4 separate regions of the Homo sapiens genome follow, and all the other regions are linked to region 1. A link is a loop called in an ENCODE intact Hi-C map of the cell type or tissue named here. Cell type or tissue: heart right ventricle. All regions are shown on one strand. Links, peaks and the distances in the headings refer to the core of each region. The heading gives the core; the rest is flanking DNA. Region 1 holds the start of SP5 (Sp5 transcription factor). Region 2 overlaps MYO3B (myosin IIIB). Region 3 overlaps MYO3B (myosin IIIB). Region 4 overlaps MYO3B (myosin IIIB).

What was found. Peaks named below come from ENCODE experiments on the same cell type or tissue, not always from the same donor. Only the 100,000 strongest peaks of a DNase experiment are listed, where the experiment ranks them.
Region 2: it touches region 1 in a loop (2.1-fold over the local background); 22 of 110 quality-filtered maps call a loop at or near these places.
Region 3: a loop joins it to region 1, with 2.5 times the contacts of the local background. A loop is called at or near these places in 19 of 110 quality-filtered maps.
Region 4: a loop joins it to region 1, with 2.0 times the contacts of the local background. A loop is called at or near these places in 32 of 110 quality-filtered maps.

What each region holds. Positions count from the first base shown.
Region 1 is chr2:170,713,111-170,720,520 of GRCh38, forward strand. SP5 (Sp5 transcription factor) reads left to right here and starts at 2,227. Exons shown (of 2, transcript NM_001003845.3): 1 at 2,227-2,453; 2 at 3,149-4,968. The coding sequence starts at 2,403. The coding sequence ends at 4,294. All of the region lies in intron 5 of ERICH2-DT (ERICH2 divergent transcript), which reads right to left. LINC01124 (long intergenic non-protein coding RNA 1124) reads right to left here and starts at 1,457. Exons shown (of 1, transcript NR_027433.1): 1 at 1-1,457. RefSeq lists a silencer at 1,544-1,593 and enhancers at 1,811-2,600, 2,601-3,388, 3,389-4,178. In heart right ventricle, for the core only: a CTCF peak has its summit at 3,909 (motif pointing right); DNase peaks (open chromatin) are centred at 2,272, 2,615, 3,071 and 3,901; H3K4me3 peaks cover 3,013 bases; H3K27ac peaks cover 674 bases; H3K27me3 peaks cover 4,816 bases.
Region 2 is chr2:170,503,067-170,510,476 of GRCh38, forward strand. All of the region lies in intron 28 of MYO3B (myosin IIIB), which reads left to right. Among named protein-coding and RNA genes, the nearest start is that of MYO3B-AS1, 160 kb to the left of the region's middle. In heart right ventricle, for the core only: no CTCF peak of the experiment used is centred there; a DNase peak (open chromatin) is centred at 3,045; H3K4me3 peaks cover 728 bases; H3K27ac peaks cover 2,982 bases.
Region 3 is chr2:170,482,599-170,490,008 of GRCh38, forward strand. All of the region lies in intron 25 of MYO3B (myosin IIIB), which reads left to right. Among named protein-coding and RNA genes, the nearest start is that of MYO3B-AS1, 140 kb to the left of the region's middle. In heart right ventricle, for the core only: CTCF peaks have their summits at 4,326 (motif pointing right) and 4,533; no DNase peak of the experiment used is centred there.
Region 4 is chr2:170,491,005-170,498,414 of GRCh38, forward strand. The region is part of intron 25 of MYO3B (myosin IIIB); the gene reads left to right. Among named protein-coding and RNA genes, the nearest start is that of MYO3B-AS1, 140 kb to the left of the region's middle. In heart right ventricle, for the core only: no CTCF peak of the experiment used is centred there; no DNase peak of the experiment used is centred there; H3K27me3 peaks cover 1,153 bases.

The DNA of each region.
Region 1 (7,410 bases), core at 1,488-6,487:
TGGAAAGGAAACCAGCGCTAAGGAACCAGATCGCTTCGAGGGTGCAAGCATGTGCAGGCGCGAGTGTGTGCCAAGGGGCTCCCTGGCCTCCGACTTGCATCCAGGGAAGAGCTCCCTCGAGTCTCACGCTTCTCCAAGACTCAAATCCTGGACGGGAGCGTGGGAAGGAGCAGGTTGGCCAGGCCTCGGATGAAACCACTAAGCTCTCTCCCCTTCTCCGCTCCCAGAGCAGCCGACCTCATCTTCAGAAGCCAGATCGGGTCGGCCAAGTTGTGTGGTCGCCGCTCGCGTTTTAGAGGGGACAACTCGTTGGGGGAGAAGGGGGCGTGCGAGTGCAGGATGTGCGAGGGACCCATTGTATTTGGGTCGCAAGCAGCCCACCCGTCTTGAGTACGATATTCTCATTCCGCAGGCGCGCCCTGGGCGTGGGAGAAGGTGGGCCCGGAGGCATCGCATCCCCGACCCCTGATGGAAGTGCGGAGGGCATCCTTATACAGTCCAGATTCCGAGTCCGTTGTAGTTAGGCTAACCTCTGACGCTGCATCGGGAGATAGGTCACCCCGTCCGTCCCGGTCGCAGTGCGGTTCCCGTGAGGAAGACGGGCAGAGAGGCCGGGCGCGAACTGATTAGGGGCTCCCCCACGGCCGGCGGCCTGGAGAGTGGAGACTGTGTCCGACGGGAGGTGGGTGGGGGAGAGGAGTAGGCCGAGCTCCGGCGGCCACTCCGCAGTGCGCTCTCGCGAGCCGGGGCCGCGAGGCCTCCAACGCGGTTCCGCACCCCTAATGCCCCAGGGCGGTGAGCACCCCGCGGTTCCCCGCCCGCCTCTTCCTCCTTCCCCGCCCGCGCGCCCGGGAGAGGCGATCCCCGCGTCCGCAGTGCCGGGGCAGGACGCGCCCTGCGCCCTGGGCCAGGAGGAGGCAGGTGGCCCTCCTCGGCAGGAGGTGAGCCGCCAGGGAGGGATGGGGGTCACCCAAGCCCCTGCAAGCGCGACCCTGCCCAGAGCAAAGCACGCCCCGCGCCTGGTGAGGAACTTTTTCTTTCCAAAGGTGGCAGGAACAAGTCTGTACTGACTTTTCTCCCGCCTTCGGGATCCTCTCTCGTATGATTTGTGGTTTGTGGGACCACAACAACCAGGCTTCCTCGACCGCGCCTTTTTTCCAGTAGCTCCTGGTCTGCCAGGCTTGCGAGAGGGCGCGCTGGCTTGGCGGGGCTCCGGGCGAGAAATCACCAGCAGCGCTGGGGCTTTCGGCCCCCCACAGCCCAGCCCGGGCCTCCTGGGTGGCCTGGGGAGAAGGGGGCGGGACAGCACAGCTTCTTCCCCTCGGGTGGGCATGACGGGTCGCCTTGGGTGTCCTGCCGAGCTCAGCTTTGAGGGTATGCGCGGCGCGGGTGTTTTTCCCAGGTCCACTCTGCAAAAGTTGTGGCCTGAGGAAAACTTCCAGGTCGCCAGCAGGAACGTCACAGGAGAGCCCCGGTCGCTCGTCAGGCGGGCGGCCCTGGAGCGTGCGCGCCACCCAACGCCGCGCTGGGCGGCCGCCCGGCCCCGCCCCAGGTCACAGCCCTGCCCTCGGCCCCACCGCGGCGGGCGGGGGACACGCGGCGGGCCGGGCGCTGTCGGTCCCACGCCCCACCGGGGATCTCGCTTGGGTCCGCTGTGTGCGCGGGCGGGTGCGTGTGCGGCGAGGGTGCAGGGTGTGCAAGTAAATACAGGGGAGAGTTACACTCTTTGCCGTCTCAAAGTCCGGCGCCTGGAAGCCGAAGGCAGATTTTTCCAGAGATAACAAAGACACTTTGTCACTTTGGGCGCTGCGTCGGTGCAAATCTTTAATTGCAAGTGTGTGTGTGTGTGTGTGTGTGTATGTTGGGGGGGGCGGGAAGAGTGTCTCGAGCAACCCAAGCGCGGGTCTCCAGGCGGCAAGGCCCCCTTTGATCAGGAAAATCCAATTATTTGTGTATATACATTTCCCACATAGTGATTACTTCATTAATTGTCCCGCCTTTATCTCCTCCCTTCCCATCCCCCCTAATAATCAGTTCTTTTATCCAGACCAACAAACACACCATAGGAGCTTTGTGGATTCAAAGGATTTGCTTTCGCTTCTGAAAGAGCCGCTATTCTTTGATGATTGGGTAGCGGCAAACTTCAAAGCCATAAATCTTCCCTCTGACTGGCTGGCGGCCCAGCAAAGTCCTTATCAAATTCTTGGAGGTGATCCTGAAGCGCTCAGACCGCGCGCGGGGCGAGCGAGCGGGGCGCGGCGAGGGGCAAGGGCGGGGAGGGCCCCGGCGCTCAGAGCAGGCGCCAGGGAGGCAGGCTGGGCGGCCCTTCGTCCTCGCCTTCGGGTGTCCATGCCTCGGCGGCGGCGTCCCGCTCCGCAGCCAGGGGCCTGCAAGCCGTAGCCATGGCCGCGGTGGCCGTCCTCCGGAACGACTCGCTGCAGGCCTTTCTCCAGGTCAGGGCCGAGCCCGGAGGGGGCGGGAGAAAGGTGGAAAGGGCCGTGTCCGGATCTCTCCTGGTACTCCGTGCACCTTGAACCTCAAAGGGAACCCCGCCGATGGGTGCAGCTGGAGCCAGGCCTAGGGGTGCCCACGCCAACTTCACACCTAATCCGGTGTGGCCTTTGCTGGAGGGACGCGTGGATCCGGGATTGTTCGGAGGTGCCCGGCTGGCCGAGAACAGGACCGGAGCTCACCCTGCTGGGCCCTCCTGCTGATTTCAGCCTGGGGCGGGCCAGGGAGGAGCGCGAAGGCAGTGAGGACAAGAGAGCTTAAAAGATGGGAGGGAGAGCGGCCGGCCGGCGGGGTTGTGGGTGTTTCCCGACTCTTACTGACCACGGAGCCGGGAGGGGCCCGTCGGATGCCTCCCCCTCCCACTTCGCGCCTGCTTCCTCTAAGGCTGGATGGCGTCTCAGTGCACCAAGTAGTTTAGCAAGAAGCGCTCGCGGGCCCCACGTTCAGGTAGCGCAGGCACCAAAAGTTTCCCTCGGCCGGTGGGTGCGTGCGTGGGGTGCGGTGGCGGGGGAGGGACGGCCGGGACGGAGGAGGGGCGGCGGTATAATAGCGGGCGTGGGGGCGGCGGGCTGGCCCGGAGTCCGCGCTTGGAGCTAACCTTTTGTCTCTTCTCCGCCCTCCCTCGCCGCCTATGCAGGACCGCACCCCCAGCGCCTCCCCGGACCTGGGCAAGCACTCGCCCCTGGCATTGCTGGCCGCCACCTGTAGCCGCATCGGCCAGCCGGGCGCGGCGGCGCCCCCGGACTTCCTGCAGGTGCCCTACGACCCCGCGCTGGGCTCACCCTCCAGGCTCTTCCACCCGTGGACCGCCGACATGCCGGCGCACTCGCCAGGCGCACTGCCGCCCCCGCATCCCAGCTTGGGGCTGACGCCGCAGAAGACGCACCTGCAGCCGTCCTTCGGGGCTGCGCACGAGCTTCCCCTTACACCCCCCGCCGACCCCTCGTACCCCTACGAGTTCTCGCCGGTCAAGATGCTGCCCTCGAGCATGGCGGCTCTGCCCGCCAGCTGCGCGCCCGCCTACGTGCCCTACGCGGCGCAGGCCGCGCTGCCGCCAGGCTACTCCAACCTGCTGCCTCCGCCGCCGCCACCGCCCCCGCCGCCCACCTGCCGCCAGTTGTCACCCAACCCGGCCCCCGACGACCTCCCGTGGTGGAGCATCCCGCAGGCGGGCGCCGGGCCGGGGGCCTCCGGGGTTCCGGGAAGCGGCCTCTCCGGCGCCTGTGCCGGGGCCCCCCACGCGCCCCGCTTCCCCGCCTCTGCGGCCGCTGCTGCTGCGGCCGCCGCCGCCCTACAAAGAGGCCTGGTGTTGGGCCCGTCGGACTTTGCGCAGTACCAGAGCCAGATCGCCGCGCTGCTGCAGACCAAGGCCCCCCTGGCGGCCACGGCCAGGAGGTGCCGCCGCTGCCGCTGTCCCAACTGCCAGGCGGCGGGCGGCGCCCCCGAGGCGGAGCCGGGGAAGAAGAAGCAGCACGTGTGCCACGTGCCGGGCTGCGGCAAGGTGTACGGGAAGACGTCGCACCTGAAGGCGCACCTGCGCTGGCACACGGGCGAGCGACCCTTCGTGTGCAACTGGCTCTTCTGCGGGAAGAGCTTCACGCGCTCGGACGAGCTGCAGCGGCACCTGCGGACTCACACGGGCGAGAAGCGCTTTGCCTGTCCCGAGTGCGGCAAGCGCTTCATGCGCAGCGACCACCTCGCGAAGCACGTCAAGACTCACCAGAATAAGAAGCTCAAAGTCGCTGAGGCCGGGGTTAAGCGGGAGGACGCGCGGGACCTGTGAGCCCTCCCGGAGGTGGACCCCCTTCCCAGCACCTCTGCGAGAGATCCGGGGACCTGTGGGCAGCTGGCGGAGGGGAGACTCAGCAGACGGACCCTCTCCGTTGCCTGCCTCCCAAAATGGAGCCAGGCTTCCAACTTCCGCTGCCTTCGGACATAGGGACCCAGTTCCCAGGAGCGGGGAGGTAGGGTTGGGGCTGGGGCATTTGGATTGTAATTGGGAGCTCTGCCGTACGCCAGGGCGGTTCCAAACTCTAAACCGTTCCCACCGTCAGGGAGACCTACAGTTTCGGGGGACCACCCTGGTCTGGCCTTGTATATAGGAAATGCTGCTGAACTGAATAGAAAGGAACTTGGGAGATTTGAAACAGTGCTCGGGTTTTCGCTAGGACCGGTTTGGGCTTTGTACAGGTTATTTAATAGCTTTGTTAAAGATAATTATAATAATTATAACATTAATAAAAATGTTGCTTTTGTCTTCAGCTCCATGCAGAGCTACAGCATGATATGTCTCTGTAAAGTGATCAGCAGTTGCAGCGTGAAAATAAATACTTTAACTCAGGGGTCACTACAGGAAGACCCCGTTGAGCCGGTCTCATTTGATCTTTTCTTCTTCTGGGTGGCTGTACTAAGCGGTCGGGTTTCCCCGGGAATTTGATGGTTCCTATAGTCTGCCTGTGTCGGAGGCTTCTTTGGTTTGGAAGGATCTGGGCAAATGTGTTGGGTTCAGGAATGGACAAAGGCAGGCAATTCCGTTTTGTGGTAAAGAGGTAGGGCAAGATTTTCCAATCACAATTTGAGTTTCTCATGCGGCCTTAGGATTCACCCGAGACTGTTTGTCTTCCAAGTTTGTTTTTACCTGACGAATTCCCTGTGGCTTTCTATTTGTTGGTACTCTCGGGACAGGTCACAACTATGCTGGTGTTAAGAGAGGTATTAGAGGCGCCAGGATCTGTTCACAGGTGAGACTTTGTGGAGAGGTACAGAGAAACGGGACCCTTGTTCAGGTTGGTCTTTGCCTGGGAAAGAACCAAGAAGATAGTTTCCCAGACGCCACTCCTGTATTTCAGTCCCGTCACGATAGCCAGCGTTGTTTTGCTTGTTTTCTTTTTAATCTTGCGATGGAAATCTTAACAAGTCTTATTTCACAGTAACCACCCAGGAATTTCTGGCTAGGCCAGGACGTTTAGTTCCATTTTGTATCTGAATTTTATTATGTTTTTAATCATTGAAGTAGTCTAAGATTTTCTCAGGGAAGAGCCAGGAATACTCATGGTTTGGAAATGTGGAAATAGGGTATTTTTTGTCTAGGTGCCTCGCCTTTCTCTAAAAGTTGAAGTTTTGAAGTTTACAAATGTTTTATCAAGTGTCTAACTCCTTGATATTTTCTAATATTTGAGTTTTTAAACCTGTAACTGAAACTTTTATCAGCAGTTAAATCTTGATTTAAGATTAGCAAAGAACAGAAAATGTTCTAAATTTTATTAACATGTTAAGCTAGCATCATTAATGCCAAATTTTAATAGAGCCGAATAATCTTTTCATGATAGTTGAAGTGTGTACAAATTGATAGGATTTCACAGTTCACAAACTGCTTTTACTTTGCCTTTTGTTTGAAGTCAAACTGAAGGATCAGTTCTTAAAAGCTTTGAGGGTTGTTCTTGAATTCTTATACGAAGTAAAACACAAATATCAACATAATTCAGATGAAAATTACTTTTATACTCCTAAGAAATGGCATTTTTATTCTGTAACTTGGGACAAGGTAGTAAATGAATATTAGATTCATAGTGGCAATATACCTTAGAATAAGAGATATTGGAACTATTTAATGACTAATTAGAATGTGAGTCTTCATGGTTCTTCACCTGGGAAGAGGAGTTTGGGTTACATTTTCAAGGGTGTGGCAGTTTGCAAGCAATAGTGATAAAGTTGCTAGGCAGTAATATTAATATACACTTAAATATGTAATCTTAATCAAAATCATTAGATCTAAGTCATTAGATCAAGACTACACATTTTGATGTCTAAAGCAATGTGAAAAGTTATAGAAACTCTCACCTTTCTCTAAAAAGTTACAGAAACTCCCATCTGAACCATGCCCTGGGATCAACTATAGATTCAGAAAAGGATTTTTGGAAAGTGGTGAGAAAGAGGAATCCTTGTTAGAGAGTGAAAATTTTCAAAGGCTTTGGACTCAAAATTTGAAATGATTCTTTCATCTGAAAGAATGACCTTGGTAGAGAAAGAAAAATGGCCATTTAAAAATGAGTCTACTAGCTATTATTGACAGAGCCAATCATTTATTTAGTATCCAAACAGAAGAGGTGTTGAAGATAAAGTTTTCTTATAATTTTTTGGTTGTTAAATATATGGAATTTAATATCTAAGGAAATGAGATATTGGAGATAGATAACTGTGGTTATTAGAGAAAAACAAAATAAATGTATATAATTTTTTAAAGTAGAACAAAGTCTTATGACAAAATAACTTTGTTATGGTTTTACTTAATTGCACCTGCAAATTGAAAAAGTATGGTCTTTAACGTGGTACAGCTGAAAGGCTTGCTCATTGTACCACTGCAAATCTGATAGGATTGTACCACTGCAAATCTGACAACATTAAAGAAGTAGGCAGCATTAAAAAAGTAAGTTTAATCCACCAACTTTATTCAAGGTTTCACTTAAAGATCCCAGCAAACAATTCAATTAAGTTTAAAAAACTTATTGAAGAAAATATGTTAATGATTGCCTCAAATGTCAGTAGGCATTGTAGATTTTAAAGCAACTGTTTTATTAGCATGCAAATGTAATGTACAGTATTCTTTTAAAATACTAAAATTCGTGATATTATTTTAATTTTAACAGTTTTTGAACCATTTTGAGCAAGAACTTGGAAACATGGAGAAATTGAAATATCAGTAAATTAGTTAATTTAGAAGCATGTGTTTCTGAATTTATTAACACTGTAGTTATCTGCTTTTCTCAAGAAAAAATTGTGCAAATATACTCTTAACTGATCACTAGTTTTAAATAGTTCTGGTAATGAATGAAAGTAAATTACGTTAAAGAAAATACAACTGTAATCTCCATGTTATTTTCTAGTTTCAACTAGTGTTTA
Region 2 (7,410 bases), core at 861-5,860, 210 kb before region 1:
CTACTTGCCTGCCTCCCAACACGCACACAATCTCTCATTAAAACAGGGTACCAAACTGATTTCTGATCTTGCAGTTTGGTACAAAGGCCAACATGTGTTTTAAAATTTAAACTTGCTTGAGCTTATTTATTGTTGATCCACTGAGTTCAGTATACAGGAATCATAAATCCAATTTTCCCTAAGTGAAAGTCATCTTTTGAGTGCTCCCTGTCTTGCACTCTGTTAATGCCAAGTGAATACTGCTGTAAAACAGAAATGGGTCTGCTTCATCATCATGGATCAGGATAGTAATAATTGTATCTTTTCAGTGGAGCACCTATGGGGTAGCTACCATGGAAGGATAATGTTGCTCAGCGAAACTTTAAAAAGCATGTTTCTTTAAGGGTGTCTCCCTTTTTTTTTTTTTTTTTTAGCCTTGCAAGCACCCAGCAGGACTTTAGAAAACACATTAAGGTGCCTTCCTTTTTTTTAGCCTTGCAAGCACCCAGCAGGACTTTAGAAAACACATTAAGGTGCCTTCCTTTTTTTTAGCCTTGCAAGCACCCAGCAGGACTTTAGAAAACACATTTCTTTAAGGGTGCCGTCCTTTTTTTTTTTTAGCCTTGCAAGCACCTCCCCTTTCTTAGCCTTGCAGCCAAAGTGTTCTTGCCTATCAAGTGATGTTGGGAACTTCCATTAACTGAGTCTGCAGGGGCTTAGATGGGCATGAAGGTGGCACCAACACCACCTCTGCCCTCTTAGAAGTAGTGTGGCAGCCAGAGCAAAGGCAGACAGCATCTGCCCTTTAGCCAACACCGTGGACAGGAATTGGTGCGCTGGTTTTGTGTTGGTGGTAAAGATGCATGAATAGGGTAGCAATCTTTGCAATTTTATGGGCAGTTTACTTTTACTTGGGAATATTTTCCTTATCTTTAGATTTGAAGGCATAATTGCGTTTATCTAAGAAGCAAAGCAACTCATTCCGACGTTTCTGTTTGGGGTTGTGATCTTCCCCAAACATAATCTCATTACAAGCCTCTCTTCGTCCCACTAGGACATTTCCTAGTAGAACCAGACCCAGATACAGTGGCTCCCCGCTTTAGGAGCCTGCAGGAAGTGGCTTAGGGATGTTGTCACAGCACAACCATTTCCGGTTGTTTTCTAAGGTTATTCTCTAATTTATTATTTTTTCAACAAATCATTTCATTTGAAATTTAGATTCTGTGGAATGCATTTGTATTTCTAGTTCTGGCCCATAGTATTTTCTTAAGTGGTGTTGCTAAGATATGTTATATATTTTTAAAAGAGCGGCCCTTGAAATTTAGGAAGCATTTGGCCTACATGTTGCTACAGGGCAGCACATATTGAAATTTGTTTTCCTTTCATCTCCTTCCCAATAAAAGCAGCCGTGCGGCTTATCCCTTTAGCTTCCTCAGAACTTCCTTTCAGAATTCCCGATCTATTACGGCACATTCACATACCAGAAACAAGATGCCTTTTCATGCTGTCAACCTTTTTCATCTGAAATGTAAATTAATTCTTGCTGGTATGCCTTGACAGAGATCAAAGTCAGGGTATTAACCTTCCCAGGCTTTCTCCTCATAAGGACTGGGCGGCCACCATTAGGAACTCTGTGTCCTTGTTATCGGGCCCTCCTCCAGGCAGCCCTCGGTCTAGGAGCCACCATTTCAAAGCCTCAGAGTCCTTGGTAAATGTCCTCATCATTACTTTCAACTGGGTGAGAAATAATCTGCCTGGCTAATTATTGCTCGTTTTTAATTGTGGGCCCTTCATTCAGATTCCAGGAGCAGGTTTCAGTGATTCTGACAGCCAGTGGTCTTGGTGTGATCGAGGGAGGGACAGGGCTCCAGATTGGAAACCTCTCCCCCAACTCAGTGGGTCATTTCTTGCCTGTCAGTCTTTGAGGTAGGCCACATTTGCATTTTCAAAATAAACAGATGCCTTTCAAATACATGAGCTGGTGGTCTAGAGATCTCTGCGGGCCCAAACAGTTCACCAGCCAGTAATCAAATGCTGGAAGAGAAAACAAACGGAAAAAAAATACCCTGGGTACACAAGGATACATTTCCTATGTGTATAACACTGCACAGTCAATAAAGGGCCTTTATGAGATGTAGGGGGGAGAGGGGAGAGGGGAGAGGAAGAGAAAGTAAAGGAGCCTGAGCAAAGGTATTGTCTATCAGTTTCTTTTCTGCGGGGCTGAGGGAGGTGGGAAGCAACTCTGCATATCACCTTGGCAAGAAGTGGCATGTTTCATTGTTTTTTGTACTGGTTAATTCTGACAATGGGTTCTTGCCACAGGAAAACACATTCCTTTAAATGCCAAATAATTAAAATACATACTTTGTTAAAATCCGAAAAAAATTGTACATATTAGTGTTCAAATAGATGGTGTATTCTAAGTAAAAACTAACAGTGACCTTGATTCCATTACTAATCTGTTATATTTTTAAATTACCTTATGTTTCAGAAATTGGACCTAACTACATTTATTCAACCAAAAAAAGCTTACATTCCTCAGTGAAAATTATCAAAACAAACTAACTGCAGGGAACTTTATTAAAGACCTACATGTAATATCTCATTCATTAATTTTTCTAAAGCTCTGGCTTTAAAACTGCCCCTCTAATTCAGGATATGTGTTTTAGATGAGAGCAAAGTTGTGGGCCTCCCTCTCTCAAAGGAGAAATGCCCTTTGAATAGGTGACAGTGGAGCCCTAGGGGCTGGAACCTTCTCCCAGGAGGAGTGGTCTTCCAGCACCTCACTGCTTCTCCCCACACACACGCACAGGAGTCGGAAGAGACGCTAGTTTACAGGACATTTTCATCTAATTGCTTCAGTGCTGTGGAAATTGTTATTTTCTCTTTCTCTCTGTTGTTGGATCAGCTTCCTACATACTCCCCTCCTTGGCCCTGCCAAAAACACAGATGTTATCACAAGATAACAATAGCTCTAACAGTGACGGCCATTTCTCTTCTGATGCTCTTTGGGGAGAGTGCTTTTCCCAGCATCAGCAGAGACTCTGACGAGGCTGGCAGGGTGCCTTCCTTGAGCCTGTGAACAGGCATTTTAAGCCACTGCAGCTGGGAACCACTGGGCACATCATGTGATGCATGCAGAGCAGAGTTGCTTTAAATGCTGCTACCAGAAGAGAAAGCAAACATCGTATCCAGACAGCCTGACCCTACTTTGTAACAGAACCAAGTTTTTGGTGTATAAAACTGCCTGAACTTTTAAACTCTTTCAGTGCAAGGTTTTCTCCTAGCCTTTTCAAAAGGCTGTTTAAAAGGCTGTTTCCTTTAGCATCATCAGTGGGTTGGCAATGATTAGGTGGTTGTAATTTCCTAGAACTAAATTTCCCGCTATTTGCCTACGTGTGCAGGACAACTATATTTAAACTGGGATATTTCTTTCATTCACTTACTTAACTACTATTTGTTAAGCACCTACTTTATGCTGGGGCTCCCACGGTAAACAATGAGATTTAATTTGGGGCTTCAAATTATCCAACTCCAATACAGAGCACTCTAAAATATGCTTTCCCTCAAAGGGATGCTGTTTGAATAAATCAAGTACTCTGTATTTTGCCAACGCTCTTTGGAATGGAGCTCTGTAAAATCTAAAACAATACAAAGAGTACAAATTATTATAAAACACAGCCAAGTGTATGCATTGAAATGACCCATGCTTCTTGAAGGTAAAAATGACTGTAGTAGATATTTTTCATCCTGCTAAAGCTGTACATAAGTAGATTGTTGATCCCAAGCCAAACAAGAGGGGGACTGTAAGTAAATGCACCATTGAAAGAAAAGGTCCATTTTGAACAAACAGAAGGAAAACAAGCATGCCCTCTGTCACTCTTTTCTGTGTCTCTATTTGTAGTTCTACCTCTATTTCACTTTTTCTTCACTCATTTCATTTCTATTTCTTAGATCCCTGGTCATTTCACACAAAAGCTAAATTCTTCAAACTCACTGTCTTTATCAGAGGAAGCACAGGTGTGAGAGAAGACAAGATCCAAACTCTTCTTGGCCGTAGGGCAGGAGGCAGCTGCTTCTCTTTTCCTGGTGTTTTCCGTATCCACATATCCACAGAATAGCAATAAAACATCTGGGGGAAATAATTTACCTGGTGCACCTGAGCTTGAGATGCACTGTGAACTGCAAACTAGCCCTCCCCATCCGCCTACCCCCCCATCTTCTAAACCTTTGTTTAACACAAGACAGGATGCCCTTCAGTCCTAGGCGAGGGGTCCTGCTCACTTCACTCTCATGCTATCTTGGTTTCCCTAGCTCTCCCATACTTGAGAAAGTGGGGCTTTCTTTCTTTCTTTTTCTTTTTCTTTTTTTTGAGATGGAGTCTCACTCTGTCACCCAGGCTGGGGTGCAATGGTGCGTTCTTGGCTCACTGCAATCTCCCCTTCCTGAGTTCAAGGGATTCTCCTGCCTCAGCCTCCCAAGTAGCTAGGATTACAGACATGCACCACCACACCCAGCTCTTTTATTAGTAGAGATGGGGTTTCACCACATTGGTCAGGCTGGTCTCAAACTCCTGACCTCAAGTGATCCGCACGCCTCAGCCTCCCAAAGTGCTGGGATTACAGGCGTGAGCTACTGTGCCTGGCCTGGGGCTGATTTCTGACAGCTGCAGGCTTAACATATCTTGTAGGGGGAAATGTCTAGGGGGAAAGCATTGTGGTTTACTTGAGGAAAACATACCTTGTCTGTGACAAGGCTTAGAGCAAGTGGTGTAGTACAGAGACAGGATGGCCTGTGGTTTCGAGGTTTCTGACAAGAAATGAGCTCTGCCAAATCTCTCTTTGGCACAAACGATAGAATTTTTGTCATGGCATAGCTTGGAATGCACAGGAATCTCCTTTGCTATGGAATAAAATTATTGCCCATGCTAGGATTAAATAAGCCAGAGGGCAGAATACTGTTTACCTAATGCACAGAGAGGAAGCTGCAAAGTCATTGTGGGCTGGAGGTCCACTTGTGCCCAATATCATACCGGCATGGCACAAGTATGCTTAAGATGAAACTTTTGTGCAACAGTAGGTACCCCTAGGACTCGATATTATAACTTCAGAGGACGCCAGGGTTAGAGCCTACAATCTGGAATCAGTTTTCTCCATTATGAACCTTGTTTAGCATTCCAGAGTCTAGCTGCAAAGAAGTGGTGCCTGAAAAGGTATCTTTGCCACCTCAACACAGAATGAAACAACATTATTATGATCGATTACACACTTGAGTTGCCTTTACTCTATGTCTTTAAAACAATTTCATGTAGAATCATAAAATATGTTATCACATTTTATAACTTTTATTAGTTGTTTAGACTGTAACTACACAATAGTAAAGAAACGTTTAGGGGAAAGCTAACTGGGCTGTGGCAAGAATGATCATGCTATTTTTCTTCAAAAGACTCTTGGAAATAGAAAGGCAGGCTTTGTTTTACCTCTTAACAGAGGAACCAGGAGCACAGAGAGTTAAATAAGTTGTGTCTCCCTTATGTGTTCTGCAAGTTTAAACACTGGTTTCAGAGCCCTCTTCAGAGCCTTCACTCAGTGCTCTTTTCAGTAGACCATGCCCTGCCATTGGTTTCCATCTTGAATATGACACATTGGAAATAAGGTACCAGTCAAAGCTTTGGAAAGAGTTGAAATACTGTCCTAGGCATGTGGAGTTTAGAGTCAAACAATGAATGTTAAATGATGGCTATGCTGCCATTTGCCATGTAGTTTGGGGAAAAGTACTTAACTTCTGAGCCTTAGTTTCCTCAGCTGTAAAATGGGACTCATTAAGGCCTAATCCTCAGGACTGCTATGAAAATGATAGCAGGTAATATATGCAAAGCATCCTGCACAGTACCTGGCTCATGGTACGTATTCACTAAATGAAATGTTACTTCCCTCTCTGTACTCCCTTCCTAAATGTCAACTTCACTGGGGGGGAAAAAAGTCTGTGAAATACTCTTCTATGGAGGACATAATAATGCTGTAACTTCAGGCCGGGCACAGTGGCTCAAGCATATAATCCCCGCACTTTGGGAGGCCGAGGCGGGTGGATCACTTGAGGTCAGGAGTTTGAGACCAGCCTGGCCAACATGGCAAAATCCTGTCTCTACTAAAAACACAAAAATTAGCTGGACATGGTGGCGCATGCCTGTAATCCCAGGTACTTGGGAGGCTGAGCAGGGAGGATTGCATGAACCCAGGAGGCATAGGTTGCAGTGAGCCAAGATCGCACCACTGCACTCCAATCTGGGTGACACGGTGAGACCCTGTCTCAAAAAAACAAAAACAAAATGCTATAACTTCAAAAAGATGAAACAATTTCTTTCATTTCTGGAGAAAAATAGTACCTGTCAAATCTCAAATTAGATTACAGTAAAATCTTTGTAAAAAGAATTTTCCAAGTCTTAACTTACGTCTTGTTTATTTGACAGGGAAAAAATAGAATACAACAATAACATGTAAGAGATTTCAAGTGGTTTTGTTTTTGTTTTTTGTGAAGAGCTGTGCTCCATTCATGCTGAAACCTTGATTCATTTGTGTATATAAAATTTTCAGGAAGCTCAAAATTGTTAAGACTTAGGTGTGCTCCTGACATCATTTGTCCCCCTCACTAGTTTGAGGCCCTTTTGCAACTTGTTCTGAAAGATAGCAAGTTCCATTGTCACCCTGCTTCTGTAAAGCCAGAAATTCTAAAATCTAGGAGCTAAATATCACCAGATTTGTTGCCTTCTGGTGTGGAAAGCAAGTTGCCTTTCAGATGTCTGAAGAGTTGGAAGATCTTGGTGTACCTATCATGTTTAACCCACAGTGACGGGTGATGGGCAGCCTAACAGCTGAACGACAGCCGTTTGGCCGGGAGTTCAAACCTCAACACGATGAGCCATAGCAGGATCACGGTTTGATTTGCTGTGGCCATGAAGTCTGAATCACCAAATACAGAAGCAGAGGCAAGGGTGACAGCTGGTAGCCATTCTCGTCAATAAAGTTGTGACAGTTGAGATGTACAAGTAACTAGAGCCTGCTAATTTCATAGACTTTGAGCCAAGTGCTTAGTGTCAAAACCAGCTATGGTCAGTGATGCAAATGGTTGTGAAAAGTCCCTCATCAGCAGCAAGACTCTCCCCATCAGACTCTTTCCTCTGATGGATTAGAAGCAAATTGGATCCTGCTTTCTAGGAATAGATCCAGTTTGAAGAAAAGGAGGCCTTATTTTTTAAAATTCTAGTAAATTCTTAAAAGTCTATTAAGTATAATTTACATACAGTAAAATTCAGTTTGAGAACACTAGATCCCCTCCATAATCAAGAAAAAGAACAAGGAGACACAGGTCCTTCCTCCAAGGAGCTTGCATTCTAATACAGAAAGTAAGAATAAAAAGAGATTAAAGATATGA
Region 3 (7,410 bases), core at 1,514-6,513, 230 kb before region 1:
TATGTCTTTATCAGCAATGTGAAAACAAACTAATACACTTGGTTAGTGCAGTAAACAAAAAACTTTCTTAAAATGCCTTTTACAATATCACTGAAAGACTCTAAGAGATGGCTTGATCCAACTTTCTCATTTACAGATCTGTATTTACAGATCTTATTTACAGAGTCTGAGGCAATAGAGGTAAAATCACTTCCCCAAGGTATCTCTAGGAATAGGCAATATCAGTCTTTCCAGAATATTATAGGCTAAAGAGAACTTCTGTGACCACCTCTACTTATTCTTATGGGGCAGGATGGGTTCAAATTGGCATTGTGGGCTGAGGACCCTTTCTTAGTTGCCTAAGGCAATTGGGACAAAATCCCAAAACTAATTGTTTTAAGCCCTGCCTTTTTCATGGAGCCCATGCTGCTGGCAGCAGCTTTTCACATAGTCAATTAGAAAAATCATTTCTGTAGTTGATAGCTCTGTAGATTTAGCCAGGAATCTGTAGTGGTGGTTTGAAAAAGTGGATGCAAGAATTAATATTCATTTCACTGTTCTCCAAAACACTGAATGGTGGCAGAATAATAAGCCCAGGCTATCTTTTCTGATTTTCCAAATGTTCTGTGTTATAAGCAACCTCATGAATTAGTTCAGTTGTAGGAAAGAAGAAATAATAAAGGAAAACAAGAGAAAAGACATTATGAAGGCATTAAATAATATCTGGACATTTGGATTTGCTTGCCCAGCTTACTCTGGAAATCAGTGGCTGAATTAAAACTCCTTGCTTGGGGATTCTTTTTTTTTTTTTTTTTTTTTTTTTTTTTGAGACGGAGTCTAGCTCTGTCGCCCAGGCTGGAGTGCAGTGGCGCGATCTCGGCTCACTGCAAGCTCCGCCTCCCGGGTTCACGCCATTCTCCTGCCTCAGCCTCCCGAATAGCTGGGACTACAGGCGCCCGCTACCACGCCCGGCTAATTTTTTGTATTTTTAGTAGAGACGGGGTTTCACCGTGTTAGCCAGGATGGTCTCGATCTCCTGACCTCGTGATCCGCCTGCCTCGGCCTCCCAAGGATTCTTTAAAACAAATATCAGTGGGGCTAACTTATGTTAGATAATAACAATGAAGCAGCAAAAAGAAAAAGCAATGAAGAAAATAACAAAATGGAGAAAAAGAGGAAAGAGAATGTGAGGAAACCTCCTGGCATGGGGATGGCAAATACATGGGTATGAGCACAGCTTCACTCTTCAACCCTAGCTGCAGACCTGGCTCTTCAGTCAAGGCATGTTTTCTTCACAGCCTCGATGTGGCCTTGGAATCCCTCCCAACATGGTGCTCTAGGAGAACACTACCCAGTCCATCAGCTGAGCAGTTGTCCTCTTAGCCGTGACTGGTACAGCATGCTCTAGTTACTTACAGTAAATATCTGCCTACCCCTGAGCACGATGGTTTAGGGATGACTTACAGAAAAGATTGCTAACTATGTTTCTTCACATGTTTGGGTAGGAGAAGAGAAAAATAGATTTTTCTTAAAGGGAAGAAGAGAGAGATGGACATTTATTGAGAACCTACTGATGGTGGGCTTCATGCTAGGGTTTTACGTATATCATCTCACTTAACACTGGTAGTAGTCCCCCAGATAGATGGTATTTATTCTGGTTTTACAAATGAGGAAACTAGCTCAAAGTTACACAGAGAGTATGTGGATGATGGAGTCAGGATGTGAAATGCCCATCCTCAAAATAAATAAATTGAGGTGGTTGAACACATCTGAATATTCATTGTGAAATCAATCTGTAGAGTTCAATCAGAAAAAAATGCATTAATAAATTTTCTAATTGTAAATAATCAGTTTAAACTTAAGCTTTTATTACAAATTAATTTGAGTAAATCCAGCCTCAATTTCCAATTCCCAGTGTCATTGTGATTTTTCCTCTTTAGGGGCCTCTCATTTAAAGTTTATGAGGAGGCAGCAGTAGCAGTATCAGAAACATTTATTAAGCACCTGTTGTATGCTAAGTGCTATCTATAGTGAGTAATACTGCATTAGAAGGAATCTATAATTTCAGGACTTTTTCTTTCTAATAGCACAGATTAGTGCAATTTCTTAACCCAAGGCCCAAATTTAGGAGTCTAAGGATATAATGAATATATGGCTTTTTTTTAGGCAGCAGATGGTGGCCAGCTGTTCTGTCTCTTTACTCAAGGCCAAACATGAAGGGAAAAAATTAAAGTAACAGGGATTATGGTAAATATAAGATAGAACTTAATCTAAATCTGAATTTTTATACACACAAAGGGGAATGGGCAATTGGGGGTAATTATCAGATTATCCAAGCCAAAATAGTTCTGCTACCTCCATTATCTACATAAGAGAAAATTATTTATATGGATTGAATTGTTCAGATAATTGTCTAGTATTTTGGGTTTCTGAGTAGACAGTCTGGGTGGTCATTGATATACATTGAGGGTCCTTCAAGGAATATTTTAAAATGGGAAAAGCGTTTATTTCTTTGCCATATGACTGGGGGCGTTTCTACTTAGATGCAAGTAATATTGATCAAATTTGTATAGTCACGATTCTTTGACCAGGATTTGGGCCCATTACAATAAAACCATAACAATTTTTACCCAATGTTTGAAGTCAATTTTTAATTGTAAAAATAATGTATGAACACCCTTTCCTCTAAAATTTTTAAGTATCACATATAAAGCTAAAATTTCTTTTCCATATCCCTAATTCCATTTCCCAGCATCTGCCCAATGATGCCCCCTCTCTAAAGTAGCTTTAGTAGTTTTATCCTTTCAGAACACACACACACACACACACACACACACACACACAGAGAGAGAGAGAGAGAGAGAGAGCGAGTGAGTTAGAGGAAGAGGAATTTGGACTTTAGCTTGTGAACCACACTTTTTATACCATTTGCCAACTGCTTTTCTACTTATACATGTTAGAGATAAAACCATGTTGTTCCATAGCTCTAACAAAATTCCTTTCAACCCCCTCATTGACATTCATGATATTTATTTAGCCGTTCCTCTACTGGTGGATACTAAGATTATTTCCAGTTGTTTGCTAGCAGTGCTCAATAAACAATCCTAAATATTAAACATGTGTGAGGATTTCTTTAGGGGAGATTCTGAGCAGTTGACCTTTTCCAAGAGAAAATGATGTGCTCCAGAGACTCCGTAAGTCATTTGGGCCTAACAAAGAGAAAAGATGATGGAGATACTTGGGAGCCAGTTTCTTTGCTTATATAAACTCTGTCACTGGAAACAAGTCACTTAATTTCCCTGGGATTCTATTTCTGTAAATCACTGATTCTCCAACCTTCTCACACAACAGAAGCTCCTGGAAGGCTAGCTAAAATGCAGATTGGTGGGCCTCATCCCCAGAGTTTCTGATTCAGTGAGAAAGAAAGAGGGAGAGAGAGAGAGAGAGAAGAGAGAATTTGCATTTCTAATAAGTTTCCAGGTCATGCTGCAGCTGCTGATGAGGACACTACACTGACAGCCACTGTTCTAGGTGTATGTTGGGGAGACTATCCTGTGGAAGAGATCATAGTTGAGGTTTTAAAGCCCCTAATAGATTATCTAGGGATATTTTAGGAGGCTTCCAACTTATTATCCAAACATAAGACAATAACTCAAGATTTATCACAGTAACAGTATCAGATCAATGATAAACATCTATTTTAAAAATCACAGAATCCATTCTTTTTTTTTTTTTTTTTTTTTTGAGATGTAGTTTCGCTCTTGTTGCCCAGGCTGGAGTGCAATGGCGCAATCTTGGCTCACCACAACCTCCACCTCCCAGGTTCAAGCAATTCTCTTGCCTCAGCCTCCCAAGTAGCTGGGATTACAGGCATACACCACCACGCCTGACTAATTTTGTATTTTTAGTAGAGACGGGGTTTCTCCATGTTGAGGCTGGTCTCGAACTCCTGACCTCAGGTGATCCGCCCGCCTCGGCCTCCCAGAGTGCTGGGATTACAGGCGTGAGCCACCGTGCCTGGCTTAGAATCCATTCTTTTTAACCAAGAGAGAAGTCAACCTAGAATCTTTGTTAGAAGGAATCTTGAAGGGTCATCCAGTCCAACTACCTGGCTAGGCTTTCATCAGTAGCATTCTTGACCTCATCAACTAGCGTCCCATTGAATAGATTCAGTGTTTATGAATTCACTCCCCAGCTCCTGAAGTAGCCCATTCCCTGTGTCGAGATGTCTGATCACCATCATGTCCTTCATAACCCTGACCATAGGAAACCATCCTTCAGAAGCTTCTAAGCATCTACCCCGGTTCTACCCTCAAGGCTTTACTGAACAAATCATTTCCCTTCTCCACTTGATGGCAGTCAATTATCATGTTCCCCTAAGTCAATGGTTCTCAAACTTTAGTACTCAATATCACTGTAGGAGTTTATTAAAATATAGACTCCCAAGGTCCAGCCCCAGAGATTCTGATTCTATGTCTGGAGTGTGGCCCAGGAATCCACATCTTTCATTGTATCTCCAGGTGATTCTGATGCAGGTGGTCTGCACATGACTGTTTCAGAGACCCTGCTAAGTCTTTTTGTTTTTAAGCTCCACGTTCCCAGCCTCTTCATCAGTTTCTCATACGACATGGCTTGAGTTTCATCACTATCTTGGTTGCTTAAGGCTGCCTGCCAAAATATACCCCTAAAGTATACTCATTGACCTTCCCACACTGATTTTTTATTCTTATCCTTATCCAAAATGATGTCCTTCATATTTCTGTTTATGTTTGTCTTCCCTACTAGAATATAAAGCTTCATGAGGGCAGGGAAATTGTGTGCTTTGCTTACTCGTGTCATTCAGCACTTCTGCCCATGCCTGATACATCAGTAGATCCTACGTCAAGTTTTATTTAATGGAGATGAAAAACCAATTTGATTTACAAAGTGGTGAATGGTGACAACATGGTTATACCAAAGCCCTAAAACTCTACAGAGTGAATGATCCATTCTAAAAGAAGGAATTTGTTTAAAGTCTTTATAAATAAAAAAATGTTTCAGTCTGTGTAATTAGCCTTGAGATAAATTTTCACATTGACTTAGGGCTGTGCAGATCTCCAAGCCGGGTGCAGATGTTTTATATGCCTTTGAGTGCAAAACTCAATTGGAGGGATGAATCAAAGCAGAGCTCATTCATTCTAGGTTAGGATTTCAAAGCCATCTTTAAAACATACAAATCCTTCCCCAGTGTAAAAATGCAGGAGCAGAATGACCAAAATGAGAGGTGCAAATAAAAAATGTAGGCCATCTCCCACGCTAATACAATTTTTATCTAAAATGGTGATTCTTCTTTCTCCTCTCCCTTCCATGAGTAAGAGTAACCAAGGGGAAAAAAATAGAGAAATAAAATTCATTGTTCATTGTGAGAGAACATCATTGAAAACAAAAGGAAAAATCCAGCCTCTTTAATCAAGGAAATTCAAATTAAAACCACAATTCAACACCATGTTATGCCTATTTTGGCAGTAACCAATAAGTCTGTTAATTCCATAGAGTGTCATAGTTAGAGAGCAATGGGACTCTCATATTCTAGTGGTAAGGATGTAAATTAGTGTAATCTCTTTGGGAAATAGTTTGACTTTCTTGATAAAGTCCAACATGAACATATTCCACGAATATTTTCCACTTCAAAGATTATAAGTAGAAAAGTAGCAGTGGTTTTATTTATTTATTTATTTATTTTATTCATTTATTTTTTTTAGCCTACTAGGTAGGCCTTTTAGGATTGCTTGGTAGCATTGGGTCTACCCAGGTATGAAGACTGCCTACCTCAAAAGTTGCCCATTTGTGTGTGTGCCTTTGTGTCAAACCTGGATCTATAGCGTAGATTTTTGTACTTCTTTCTTTCCCTTGTTAAAAAAAAATGTTCAGAAGAAGATAAAATCATGACTGGCATACAGAAATAAAGATGAATGTGTTAAAAAGAATTTATTTTATTCATACGTTATGAGGGAACTAGGCAGATGTTATAATCAGTTCAAAGGAAGAGTCAAAGTAGCATAGCTTATATGAAATAAAAGAATGTTGGGATGAATTGCAAATGGAAATAAAACTGGTTTTCTGCAGTGGGTAGGAAGTCAATTAGAATCATTATCAGGCTGGACAGAATTTACATATCTATTTATCAGTTGGAATTTAGAAAGAGTTGCAAAATGGCTCAAAGGGGATAACAGGACTCTAATAATCTGATAACTCAGGAAGTTATTTTAAAGACAATGTATATAGCTTTCTACTGAAACAGAAGCACCTTCCTGATACACTAATCCAAATAGAATATTCTTTGGATCCCTCACACGTATGTCAAGGAGAGCCAGACTGCTGGTACTCAGATAGAAGAAATCAACACTTTAAGTCAAAAGCCTGATATTCCAGATACCTGTAAACACTCATGAGTTCCAATGAGGTGAAAGGTGCTGGAGCATCAGAAGTGCCTGCCAGAGTGTCAAAGATACCAGGTGCACACAGGAAGAGCTAGGAAGGTTTGATAAGTGTAAAGAAGCCTGAATTAGAAGACCTGGTAAGCCTCAGATCTTCTACTTACTAAATTTCTCACCTTGGGCCAATTGCCTTCTCTCTGGCTTTCTCCTCTGTACAAAGAAAGAGTTTTTTATCAATGATTTTAAGTTCCCCCTCAGGATCTAATGTTTACTAAAGGAGCCAGCCAGTCCCTTGCAGAGACAGCCCTGTGGGAATGCCCAGGCATAGAGTTTTGACGCAGGGCAGGGAAGATCTGTTTGTGAATGTGAGGAGGAACAATGGGATTGGGGTGTCCTAGATCCCCAGTGTGCGGTGCAGAAGCCCCCAAATCTGTGGGGAACTTGGGTAGTCAGTGAACAAAGAGAAGAGAAATGATAGGGAAGGAAGTCACTAAAAACAACCTTCTACCATTTATGGTTTTGCACAGAACTTATCTCTACCTTTAGCAATATTGTAAGTTTATCACCAAGGTTGGCTCTGTCTCCACAGTTTACCTACATGAGAGCAATCAGGGTTCTCCAGAGAAACAAAACCAGTAGGGGTGTGTGTGTGTGTGTGTGTGTGTGTGTGTGTGTCTGGGTAAGTGTGGGTAAGTGTGGGTAAGTGTGTGTGGTGTGTAGACTCAGTACAGTCTAGAGACAGAATCCCTTTCTTCCTCGTCACGGGACTTCAATCTTTTAAGGCCTTCAACTAATTTTATGAGGTCCACCCACATTATAGAGGGTAATCTGCTTTACTTAAATAATAACAATATTATTTCTTCTGACCTATAAACATGATATCTCTCTCCATTTATTTAGGTCTTCTTTAACTTTTTTTAGCCAATGTTTTGTAGTTTTCAATGTACAGGTTTTATACATTGTCAGATTTATCCCTATTTATTTTACATTAAAATGCTATTACAAATTATATTTT
Region 4 (7,410 bases), core at 1,617-6,616, 220 kb before region 1:
GAAAACCAGCTTTTGGTTTCATCAGTTGCTTTCCTATTTTCTATTTCATTGACTTCTACTTTGATCTTTATTATTTCCTTTATTCTGCTTACTCTGGGTTTAATTTGCTCTTCTTTTTCTATTTCTTATGGTGGAGGTGAGGTCATGTATTTGAGACCATTCTTTCCTGATAAGTTTTTAACACTATACATTTCTAAATACTGCTTTAGCAATCAAATCTTGATACATTGTATTTTCATTTTTATTTAATTTAAAGTACTTTCCAATTTTCTTTTTGATTTTTTCTCTGGCCTCTGGTAAATTTAGAAGTCTCTTCATAAATATTTGGAAATTTTCCAGATATCTTTCTGTTGTTGATTTCTAATTTAATTCCACCGTGGCCATAGAACATACTTGTGTGACTTGAGTATTTTTTAATTAATTAATTAACTTTTTTTTTATTTTAAGACGGAGTCTCTGTCGACAGGCTGGAGTGCAGTGGCGCGATCTCTGCTCACTGCAAGCTCCGCCTCCCAGGTTCACGCCATTCTCCTGCCTCAGCCTCCCGAGTAGCTGGGACTATAGGTGCCCGCCACCATGCCCGGCTAATTTTTTGTATTTTTAGTAGAGACGGGGTTTCACCCCCTTAGCCAGGACGGTCTCAATCTCCTGACCTCGTGATCTGCCCGCCTTGGCCTCCCAAAGTGCTGGGATTACAGGCATGAGCCACTGTGCCTGGCCATGTATTTTTTAATTTATGAAGTCATGTTTTGTGAAACAGAGTAGGGTATATCATGGTAAATGTGTCATGTACACATGTCAGCACTTTGGAAGGCCGGGGTGGCAGATCACTTGAAGTCAGGAGTTCAAGACCAGCCTGGTCAATGTGGCAAAACCCTGTCTCTACTAAAAATACAAAAATTAACCAGGTGTGGTGGCGCATGCCTGCAATCCCAGCTACTCAGGAAGCTGAGGCAGGAGAATCACTTGAACCTGGGAGGCAGAGGCTGCAGTGAGCTGGATCTCACCATTGTACTTCAGCCTGGGTGACAGAGATGAGACTCCGTCTCAAAAAAAAAAAAAAAAGATTTGTGATTTGTTAGGTAGAACCAGAGCTGTGTTAATGACTAATATTTCCTCACTATGAAGTGAGATCCTTCTAAGTACTCTATTGTCCTATGAATTATGAAGTCAACTGGTCGGGCTGGCATAAGCAGCTGGTATTGCCAGCCCTTTGTAAGCACTGGGCACTGTTCCTTCTAATCCTCTCAGATGGTTCTTTCCAGTCTTGGATAGTTTCCTCGTATGAATATGCCAGTTAGTACTCTGCTGAATGCTTGAGGATATCCTCCACAGATCTCCAGGGTTCTCTTTATCTTTAGCTCTCTCCTAGTTTTCTGTCCTATAAATTCTAGCTGCCTAGGTGGTAGCTCTCGACATGTGGTAGTAGAGTCTGAAGCCTGATCAGTTAAGTTCAGTTCCGTTTTGCCCACGTTGTGTTGAAAGAGGTCAGATACTAGTTCTTTACATGAACGAAAGTAACCTAAGAAATAATCTGACAACTGATCAGGAACACACAAAGATTCCAAAATTTCTAAACACTTCTTTTCCTCCATAATTAAGTTGTCTTTCAGAAATACAGAGCTCATGTTGAGTAAAGTCCAGGGCCACATTCCCTCTTTACTCCTTCTCCATGGTGCCCTCAGTCTCTCCTACCTGTCTTCTCTTTAAGGTCCTGCTTCCTCTGGGGGAAAGCCTGGAAGTTATGGAGACCTGATAGACTTTGTTTCTGGCTGTATCCTGGAAAAGCAATGTTTGGTCGTTACAGTTTCTCAGACTTATGTCCTTCGCAATCTTCTGAGTAGAACCAGAGCAAAGACCACAAACCTTGTTTTTGCTGACATGGGCCAGGTCTCATAGGACAACTGTGGTGCATTTAACAAAGTCTCTGTTTCTCTACTCTGTCTTACCAAAGATTTTTCTTCATTTGCACTAAAGAACATAAGAAAGGAGAATGAAGGGAAGTGAAAGCTCCCTTCCGCCCTCAAAGGTAATACTGTTCAAGTTAAATCAGTTAAATCGGCCAAGAAATTAACCACCGTTGTTTTGATGAGGGATGTGCCTACATTCCAAACAATAGCATTTTGTTGGGACCTCTCTATAAAGAGCATAATAACGTGTAACATGGAAAACCTATTATATCTAAACAAGCAAAAGCTAAAGAACTAAAAGAGATCAATTCTTCCCAAATCTCCAATTTTTTTTCAGGTAGGAAAATTTTATTTTTGTGTAGGCAAGTTTATCAGTCTTTTCCTTTCTGGCAAGAAGTAGCATTTAACTTTACTCTTTCTTGTTTTTTTTCCCCTTGCATCAAAAATTAAACTTCATTAGCTGGAGTCTTGTCAGTTGTTTAAAAATATTAATGACCTGGACATCAGTGACCTTGGATAATAATTTTAGCCTCTGTCATTTAATCTGTCATCTTGGATAAGTCATCTTATATCATTAAGAGTGGTTTTTGTTATCATTACTAGATAGAAGACTTGATGAGCTTGAGAGATCTTTTGTGGTGGCTTTAACATACGTCTACAAATTATTTGATATTCCTCCCTTCATTCCTCTCCTATTGAATGTGATCTGGACTTAGTGACTCACTTCTAAGGAATCGAAGAATATAGAAGAAATGAGCGTATGTCATTTCTAAGCCTAGGTCATAAAACACATTGCAAATTCTTCTCTTTCTCTCCCTCTCTGCCCCCAACCCCAACCCCAACCCCAAGACGCTTTGTTCTGAGGGAAGCCATCTTCTATATAATGAAGGGACTCAGGCAGTCCCCTGGAGAGGCCCACGTGGCAAGGAGCTGAGGCCTCCTGCCAACAGCCAGTGAGGAATAGAATCTTGCCACCAACAGCCATGTGAGTGAGTCATCTTGGAAATGGATCCTCCAGTGCCAGTCAGGCTTTAAGATGACTGCAGCCATGGCTGACATCTTGACTGTAATCTCATGAGAGACCCTGGGCCAGAAATAAGCTGCTCCTGAATTCCTGACCCTCAGAAACTGTGTAATGATAAATATCTGTTTTTAAGGCATTAAATTTTGAAGTAATTTGTTATACAGCAATATAAAACAAACATATCCTGGAATCTTACAGATCCTTCCAGTTTATGATTCCATAATTTAAATGCAGGAGGATGTATCTCTAGTTGCCTGTTGCTTTTGCTAACAAACTGCTTTGCCTGTTACATTTAAAAACTCTTCCTTGAAACAGCCTGCATTCCATGCAACAAAACATTTTAGACAGAAAATGAAATGACATTTTTTGAATAGAGATATTTTTCAACTGGATATACACTATTGTGATAGCTTATATGTTTTAATAAAATGAAGCCTTGGGAAATTTATGTCTTCATAAAATTCTGCAGTGTTCTTTGGTCCTCGAGGGCCATCAGAAGTTATGTGGGGCCAGATGCGTTGGCTCATGCCTGTAATCTCAGCACTTTGGGAGGCTGAGGCGGGCAGATCACTTGAGGTCAGGAATTCAAGATATGCCTGGCCAATGTGGTGAAACCCCGTCTCCACTAAAAATACAAAGGTTAGCCAGGTATGGTGGTACATGCCTGTAATCCCAGCTACTCAGGAGGCTGAGGCACGAGAATTACTTGAACCTGGGAGGCAGAGGTTGCAGAGACCCCAGATCACACCGCTGTACTCCAGCCTGGGCAACAGAGTTAAACTGCGTCTCAAAAAAAAAAAAAAAAAAAAAGAAGAAGAAAAAAAAGAAAAAAGAAAAAGAAGTTACGTGGATTTCTTGACATTGTATGCAATGTGTTGTGTTAAGAGCATTTTCCAAGATAGAATTTGTATAGCTTTTACCAGACTTTCACAGAGCCTTGAGCCCCATGTCCTTCTCCCTACCCAAGATAATAGTTAAGAACCACTTATCTGGTTCCTATTCCCACCTGTGGAAAGTTAGGTACAGAGAGGTGAGTGACTCACCCACAGTTAGAGACAGAGATCTTCTGACTCTGAACTCAGTGCTCAGACTCCAATATATAAAATCAATTCTACTTAGAAGAGGCAGCTCAGGGAAGTCTGGTTTTTGCAATGCCCTAAAGTGTGCAGATTCTCAAGACAGACTTTTACATTTATTATTTTGCTGTTGCATATCTTTTGCTTAACTCATCATGCTGCTTCAGGAAAGGGGTAAAATGGATCTTTCCAGAAAACTCTCCCTTCCTGATGGACCTCTTGGCTTGGTTCCTTTCAGCTTAGCCTTTACATTGAAGTACACAGGAGCTCAAAGTGATTTATCACCATGGTGCCTGCTAGAATCCAAAATTATTCCGTGAAGGAAACATATTATGCTTTTCTTACTTGATTACTATAGATATGTCACTTACATGTTTCTTCACTATATTTTGAAAACTGCCTGTTTACATATAGTACTGTTACCCATGTCTTTCTGAACTAAGCTAGATATGAATATTATTATCATAATAAATTAAGATGTTTTGGTTGATGGACTGAAAATCAAAGTTAAGTTCTAATATTAATGATCAGAATACATTCTGCCTATTTAGAAACTAACAGTTGCTAAAAAAAAAAACACCCACAGATGTCCGAAAAATAAGTATAAATCTTTGATTGGTGAACTGGAACATATCTTACACTCCTCTTATATCTTTCAAGGTGCTGGTCATTCATCAGATTCTTTAAATACTTCATCACCAGTAACACTGAGCATTCACCATAAGCAAGCCTGGGCTACTTAAAGCCGGTGGAACCCATGTTGTAAATGGCTGGTCCTAAAAGTATAGGAAATCCTGATTTTACCATTGACTTTTCTCACCGCAATAGATTTGCCAGCCATTCCCACCATCCCTATGTGCTCCATGACACAATCTTTTTGCTGTGGCCAAAGCCAAGTCAGAGAAATCATAACCAAAACTACAGTCCTGGAGAACCTGGGGCTGAAGAATCTGTGCTGATGCCATGAACTGTCCAGAGAAAGGTCTAAGCTTGACTCCTGGCTTTCCCTCCTCCCACTTAGCTCCGGAAGATATCTGCTATGAGCAGGTTCCTGGGTTCTGCCAAATGATCTAGCATCATCTGGTCTTGGCTACTGTTCAGGTTCAGAGAGCACTGCCCCTCCTCCCCAAAGGTGGAAACAGAGATTCAGAGCCTTGGAAACAGCCCCAGGGTTTCTGAATGCAAATGTTTCCAGCAAATTCAGCATTATATCCTAACTTGCAAAATAATTCTGTAGCAGGAAGATAAAGTTGAATGAGTCAAGTACTAATTAGGTACACTTATTCTTCCATAAACAGGAAGATATGGATATATTTGGCAGGGGGGAGGGATATCTTTCACATTTTAAAAAGTAAAAACAGCTCTATATTTAAAAGTAATTTCAAAATATCAGATTAGTCTCGTTTGAGGAATGGCAGGAAAATCCTTTGACAAAGAAATTAAGTTTATTTCAAAGTTTTCAAGGGGTTGAACTAAATTATAGATGGCAGCAAAGAGCAGAGAAAAAAATGCCTTGCAAGTTTTCTAAAGAAAAACTAAGGTGAGATTTTCTAAAAGGATAATATATTCAAAAAGTTATATATAATATATATGTATAATATAATATATATAATACATATTTTTATATATATGTATATTTTTTAATTTTGAGACAAGATCTCCTTGTGTCACCCAGGCTAGAGTGCAGTGGTGTGATCATGGCTCACTGCAGCCCCAAACTCTGGGCTCAAGCCTCCCAGGTAGCTGGGACTACAGGCACATGTCACCATGCCTGGCTAATTTTTTAAATTTTTTGCAGCGACTGGATTTGGCCATGTTGTCCAGGCTGGTCTCGAACTCTTGGGCTTAAGTGATCCTCCCACTTTGGCCTCTCAAAGTACTGGGATTATAGGAATGAGCCACTATGCCTGGTGCCTCAACAAGTTATATTTTTAAAAACAGGGAGAATAAAGGAGAAGAAAGGAAAGGGGAGGAAAAAACCCTTTTGGTAACGATGGAGTTCAGGACACACCACCCCCAAATATGGCACTGTAGCATTTGAGAAAATAGCAGAGGTAGGAAGGTCACTCTCACGTTCTCCTGCCCTTCTGCCCTGAAGCAGGTCATAAGACCCACACGTGAAAGGTACTCTTCCTATACCCAGAGAAAAGGAACATTTGTATCTCTGAAGACACAGGGACACAGAGAAGAATCTGAACAAACAGGTCTTGCTAAATTTCCTCAGTTAATTACCATTAGGGTAATAAACTATTTTTTCGATTCTGTTTCTCCACAATTATCCACTTCTTCATCAAAGTTGGCATAGAAATACACAAGTCTAGGCCAGGGGCGGTGGCTCACGCCTGTAATCCCAGCACTTTGGGAGGTCAAGGCGGGTGGATCACGAGGTCAGGAGATCGAGACCTTCCTGGCTAACATGGTGAAACTCTGTCTGTACTAAAAATACAAAAAATTAGCCGGGCACAGTGGCGGGCGCCTGTAGTCCCAGCTACTCAGGACGCTGAGAGGCAGGAGAATGGCGCAAACCCGGGAGGCAGAGCTTGCAGTGAGCTGAGATCGCGCCACTGCACTCCAGCCTGGGCAACAGAGCGAGACTCAGTCTCAAAAAAAAAAGAAATACACAAGTCTAATTGTTTCTTCAGGTTTTCATTTCCTCATGAAGGCTCCTGTGTCACTTAAAACTTACGTTAAATGAATTGGTACGCATTTCTCTTGTTTATCTGTCTCTTGTTCTAGGGGCCTCAGCTGTGAACTTGGATGGGTGAGGAAAAGATATTTTTCCTGGCTGGGCAAGGTGGCTCACGCTTGTAATCCCAGCTACTCGGGAGGCTGAGGCAGGAGAATCGCTTGAACCCATGAGGCAGAGGTTGCAGTGAGCCGAGATGGCGCCACTGGACTCTAGCCTGGGCAACAAGAGTGAAATTCTGCCTCAGAAAAAAAAAAAAAAAAAAAAAAAAGATGCTTTTCCTTCACTACAGTGTTCTTCTCTGAAACTCTTTAATCTGAAAGTTTAGAAGTTCACTAAAATGAAGTAATTTAAGAAAACAAATGTGGTTTTCGTGATTATATCAAGAAAATACACCTCCTCTATACGCTGAGTAAGATGAATAGCTCAGCAGAATCAGTAGTGTTAGGCTGTGATCACTTCTGCTATCTACAAATTGCTTTAGACGGGACTTTGCAAAGCAGAGTCAAAATATATACAATGGAATTTATTTTTTATAGTAGTAATACTAATATTTAGGAGTATTACTTTCACTAGGAGAGTTGTCTAAATTTCAGCTTTCTAAAAAGATTATTTTGATTTTGAATGCACTAGACACCAAGTATGCACTGAATATGAATTACAAAGCAACATTAAAAGGGAAGTAAATACACATTGCAGAACATATGAAAGTAG